Regions from separate parts of the Homo sapiens genome. Here region 2 is linked to region 1. Evidence: read pairs that join two places in POLR2A ChIA-PET (ENCODE). Cell type or tissue: PC-9. All regions are shown on one strand. Each heading gives the region's core, and the rest is flanking DNA. Links, peaks and the distances in the headings are about the cores only.

Evidence for each region. ChIA-PET counts read pairs that join two places held together with the same protein. Peaks named below come from ENCODE experiments on the same cell type or tissue, not always from the same donor. Only the 100,000 strongest peaks of a DNase experiment are listed, where the experiment ranks them.
Region 2: POLR2A ChIA-PET joins it to region 1 with 8 read pairs; 6 of 35 experiments call an interaction of 5 or more read pairs at or near these places.

What each region holds. Positions count from the first base shown.
Region 1 is chr3:45,666,910-45,669,825 of GRCh38, forward strand. LIMD1 (LIM domain containing 1) reads left to right here. Exons shown (of 8, transcript NM_014240.3): 4 at 1,385-1,447. Among named protein-coding and RNA genes, the nearest start is that of LIMD1-AS1, 21 kb to the right of the region's middle. In PC-9, for the core only: no CTCF peak of the experiment used is centred there; a DNase peak (open chromatin) is centred at 1,282.
Region 2 is chr3:45,727,720-45,730,635 of GRCh38, forward strand. All of the region lies in intron 11 of SACM1L (SAC1 like phosphatidylinositide phosphatase), which reads left to right. Among named protein-coding and RNA genes, the nearest start is that of SACM1L, 40 kb to the left of the region's middle. RefSeq lists a silencer at 1-79. In PC-9, for the core only: no CTCF peak of the experiment used is centred there; no DNase peak of the experiment used is centred there.

The DNA.
Region 1 (2,916 bases), core at 282-2,781:
AGCTCTATTTGGTTTTCACTGAAAAGTTGATTCATTATGATTCCTGTTGGCCAGAAACAGACTAGCAAACCCAAACGGGCTTAAGTAAAAAGGAAATTATTCCAGCAGTGCCTCAGGAGTCATTTTCTCCACAGTTTTTGGCCGTGTATCTCAGTGTTAGCTTCAGTCTCAGGTCCTATGTGATGGCCAGATGTTGGGAGGACCCCAGAGTTTACATTCTCTCAGTTTCACATCCGATGGGCAAGAGTGCCAGTCCCTCCTTCGGAATCCTCCACAGACGTCTGATGGAGTCTCATTGGCTCTTACTGGGCCACATGCCCACGCCTGGAAAAAGTAACAGTGCTGGAGGAATGCAAGGCTCTGATGGGCCAGATCTGTCAATGCCCTGCCTGGGCCCTGGCATGGAGCCAGCCCACATGGTGATGGGAGCCACGTGGTGTGGAGCTGGGGGCTGGATCTCAAATGAAAATAGAGAGCTATTACCCCCAGAATGGGGCGTAGGTGCCAGACAACAGAAACCTCCACCACATGGTGTAGAGTTGCAGAAAGTTTCCCTTTTTTGTTTTTCCCAGCTTCCTTTCATAAGGTTTCCCCCAGTTAAGTTGTGTTTGTAATACCCAAACTTCTAGTCTAGCGTGTAGCATCTAGTATGTTTTTTGAAGAGAGCACCTCATGTCTTTCAAGACTGTGTGTGTGTATGTGTTTAGGTAAGATAAGGTAAGGTAAAGTAGATATTTATTAAGTTTCTTTGAAGCTAACTATAAAAGGCATTAGCTTTTTAACCAGAACCGGAGTTGAATTTGATTTCTGTCCTTACCCTTTGTTGGCTGTGTGACCTTGAAAAGTTCACTTAACCTCTCTGAGCTGCCCTCTGCTTCTATTTGAGGATTCTGGGTAATAATGTAGACCTTGCAGAATTGTTGTAAGCATTAGAGTGATGGTTTCAGAATCCCCTGAAAGGCTTGTGAAAACACAGATTGCCAGAACCCACCCCCTGAGTTTCCAAATCAGTAGGTCTGGAGTGGAGCCCAAGGATTTGCATTTTTTACAAGCTTTCAAGTGATGCCAGGGAACTGCTCTTTGAGAACCACTGAGATGGGATTAAAGCATCTCTATATACAGTCCCTTACATAGAGCCTGGCATGCTGTGGGTGCCCAGACACAGTCATTGTTAGAGTGAGTGGTACTAGTATTTGTGATGGCTTTCGTGGCAGAGAATATTCTATGACTCAGCCCACAGCTGTGTTGTACTTGGGGATGACAGAATTCTGCACAGAGTGACACATCTTTCTGAGAAATTCCTTATAATCCTCTTGGCTGTTGGGGAAGTGGCTGATTCATCTTACCAGTCTGGGTTTAACTTTCTTTTCTTTTTCTTCTGCAGTACTCTGGTTTCCAGCAGTCGGCTGACAGGTGTTTTCTTTGTGGACATCTGATCATGGACATGGTGAGTAGGTCAGCCAAAGAAGAGAACAGCATCTCAGGTGGAGGAGGAGGTGTTCAGAGAAAAAAGAAATTAATAATTGAGGACAGTGTTTCTTATCTTGATTTGTGGTTACAGCTGGGCGCAGTGGCTCATGCCTGTAATCCCAGCACTTTGGGAGGCCGAGGCGGGCGGATCACGAGGTCAGGAGTTTGAGACCAACCAGCCTGGCCAATATGGTGAAACCTTGTCTCTACTAAAAATACAAAAATTTTCCGGGCGTGGTGGTGCATGCCTGTAGTCCCAGCTACTTGAGAGGCCAAGGCAGGAGAATTGTTTGAACCCTGGAGGCGGAGTTTGCAGTGAGCCAAGATCACGCCACTGCACTCCAGCCTGGGCAACAGAGTGAGACTCCACCTCAAAAAAAAAAAAAAAGTCCCTGTAAAGTACAGCTTGCTTGTTCTAATAGAACCCACATTGTTGGCTTTTATTGGAATTAACATCTTTAACCATCTAGAGCACACGCTATCATGTTTCCGATAATGCTTTCTCCTCCTCTGGGCTGTTTGAATCGCACTGGCCTCCCTCTGGCTTCTCTGTGATCCTTGTGGCATCCCAGGTGAGATGCTAAATACAGTCTGTTTTTACTGCAGAAATCTCAGCTACCTTGGAGTCAAATGCAGAAAGCCAGAGGAGCAAAGTTGTTTTTCTCCCTGTGTTATGCCCAGCTCACACCATTACGAAGATGAGTTTTTAGGGCCTGTCATTTAGTTCTGAGACAGCAGAGCAAGGACCAGGTTTTATACATTCCATTCTTTGCTCAGTCACTGGCTCTCTGAGGTTATTTTGGGCTTCAGGTCTTCAGTGGGGACAATTTTTCCCTAGAGGGTTAGGTTATGAGGTTAATGAATACAACATCAAATTGTTCACCATTGGAAACCAGCCTTTAAGAAGTTCTTTAATATACTGATCAGAGGAAATGATTATATAACATACTTTAAGTTGGAAACAGTTAAGTCCCTCTCTAAGCTGACTCATTAATTTCATTCTAGAGAAGATAATTTCTAATTATTAGTATTTTTAATTTTACCTTTTTATTGAGAAATAACTCATAGAGTAAAAGATACTAATCTTAAGTGTACATCTGAACGAGTTTTCACATGTGCATATACCCCTGTAACCACCACCCAGATCAAGATATAGAACACTTCCCAAACTCCAGAAAGTTCCTTCTTGTCTATTCCCACTCAAGACCCCACTCCCACAAAGGCAACCATTATTCCAACTTCTATTGCCAGAAATTCATTTTGCTGGTTTTGGAACTTCATATAAATAGAAACATATAGTATAGACTCTTTCAGGTCTTATTACATATGTTTTTGAGCTTCATCCATGCTGTTACCTGTATTGGTAGTTTATTGATTTGTATTGCTAAGTGGAATTCCATTGTATGGATATAGCACAATTTATTTCTCCATCTCATGTTGATGGGG
Region 2 (2,916 bases), core at 290-2,789, 61 kb after region 1:
CGAGTAGCTGGGACTACAGGCGCCCACCACCACACCTGGCTGATTTTTTGTATTTTTAGTAGAGATGGGGCTTTACCGTGTTAGCCAGGGTGGTCTCAATCTCCTGACCTCGTGATCTGCCCGCCTCGGCCTTCCAAAGTGCTGGGATTACAGGCGTGAGCCACTGCGCCCAGCCTCTACTATTATTATATAATTTTCTGTTTCTCCCTTCAGTTCTGTCAGTGTGCTTCATTATATTTTCAGGCGGTCATGGTTTGTTGCATATATGTTTATAATTGTATCTTCTTGGAAAATTGACCATTTAATCAATAAACAATGTTCTTTTTTTGTCTTTTGTAACAATGTTTCACTTAGAGTGTATTTTGTCTGATACTAGTGTAGTTATTCCAGCTCTTTTTTGATTACTATTTGCACAAAATATCTTTTTTCATCCTTTCTCTTTCAACCTATATGTGTCTTTAGGTCTAACATGAATCTCTTAGAGACAGCATGTAGTTAGATCATATTTTTTTCCATTTTGCCAGTCTACTTATTTTTACTGGAGAGTTAATCCATTTGCATTTAAAGTAATTACTGATAAGGATTTACTTCTGCTATTTTGTTACTTGTTTTCTGTGTGTCCTATAGCTTTTTGTTCCTCATTTCCTCCATTACTGTCTCTTATTGTGCTTAGTTGATTTTTTTTGGTAGTGATATATTTTGATTACCTTCTCATTTTCGTTTGTGTATATTCTATAGCTGTTTTCTTTGTGGTTACCATGAGGATTACATATAACATCCTAATGTTATAAGTATCTAATTTGGATTGATACCAGAAGCATATAAAAGCTCTACTCCTGTAAAGCCTTCATGCTTCCTTTTTATGTTGACATTTCAAATTCCATCTTTATATATTGTGTTTCAGTAACATCAATATATAATTATTTTTATGCAGTTGGCTCTTATTTATGTATATATGTATTTATTTTTTAGAGAAAAGGTCTTACTCTGTTGCCCAGGCTTGTGTGCAGTGGCATGATCATAGCTCTGTGTAATCTTGAACTCCTGGGCTGAAGGAATCCTCCCACTTCAGCTTCCTGAGCAGCTAGGACTATAGGCACATACCACCATGCTTGGCTAATTTTTTTGTTTTTTATAGAGATGGGGGTCTCACTATATTGCCCAGGCTGGTCTTGAACTCCTGGCCTCAAGCCATCCTCTTGCCTCAGCCTACCAAAGTGCTAGGATTACAGATGTGAGCCACCATTCCTGACTGCATTTGACTTTTAAATCCTGTAGAAATAAAAATTGGAGTTACAGACCAGGATTTCAATAATACTGGCTTTTATATTTGCCCTTGTCTTTACCTTTTTGGATTTATTTATTTATTTATTTATTTATTTTTTGAGACAGAGTCTTATTCTGTCACCCAGGCTGGAGTACAGTGGCACAATCTCGGCTCACTGCAACCTCTGCCTCCTGGGTTCAAGCGATTCTCCTGCCTCAGCCTCCTGAGTAGCTGGGATTACAGGTGTGGGCCACCACACCCAGCTAATTTTTTTATTTTTGGCAGAGACAGGGTTTTCATGTTGGCCAGGCTAGTCTCGAACTCCTGACCTCAAGTGATCTGCCCACCTCGGCCTCCCAAAGTGCTGGGATTACAGGTGTGAGCTACTATGCCCAGCCTGTTGGAAATTTTTATATCTCTGTATAGCTGCAAGTTACTGTGTAGCATCCTTTCATTTCAACCTGAAGGACTCCCTTTAGCATTTCTTACAGATTGGGTTTAATGATAATGAACTACCTCAGGTTTTGTTTATCTAGGAATGTCTTAATTTTTCCTTCATTTTTAAAGGACGTTTTGCCAGATACAGAATCCTTGGTTGACAGTTTTTTCTTCTTCCAGCATTTAAAATATATGATCCCACTGTCTTCAGCCTCCAAGATTTCTAATGAGAAATTGGCGGATAATCCCATTGAGAATCTCTTGTGTGTGATGAGTCTCCTCTCTCTTGCTGCTTTTCAGGATTCCGTTTTTGTCTTTCAGCTATGTGATTATAATGTTTTTGGTGTGGGTCTCCTTAGAGTTCAGAGCTTGGGTTTGTAGATTCATATGTTTCATCACATTTGGGAAGGTTTTGGCTATTTTTTTTTTCTTCAAATAATCTGTCTCTGCCTTTCTCTCTCTCTTCCTGGAATTCCCATAGTGCTAAATATTTTATTTCACTTTTTGTACTCTTTTGCTCCAGAATTATTTTTTGGCTTCTTATAATAATTTTTCTATCTTTGTTGATATCCTCATTTTGTTTATGTATTGTTTTCCTGATTTCTTTTAGTTGTTTGTCTGTGTTTCCCCTTAGCTCTTTGAGTGTTTTTAAGACAGTTGCTTTAAAGTCTTTGTCTAATAAGTCTAGTCTTTGTCTAATAAGCCAAGTCCTGTCTTGGCTTCCACAGGAACAGTTTCTGTCAATTTCTTATGTTCCATTGAATGAGTCATGTTTTTCTGTTTATTTTTGTACCTGTGATTTTTTTTTTAATTATATGTTTGATTATTATAATATCATAACTCTGGAAGTCAGAGTCTCCTTTTCCCCTACGGTTTGCTGGGGTTTTTTTTGTTTTATTTGATTGTTAAAGACTCTGCTAATCCATTTTTTTTTTTTTTGAGACTTTTCCAAACTATTTTTGCCAAAACTTTCTTATTGTGTATGTTCACTGAGGTCTGTTCCTTTTGCTTCTATTCAGCTGTTTTGACAGGTTTCATTGAATTCCAAGAACTGAAATAGACAAACTAACAAAAAAAGAAAGCAAAAATGAGAGAACAACCCTGTCCCCCATTCTTTGCAGACTTGCTGTATGCTGGGGCAGTCCTTTGCTGAGTAGCCAGGCTTGCTGTGAGCCTAGGGATCAGTCTGTGGTAAAGGTTTAAGGTCTTCT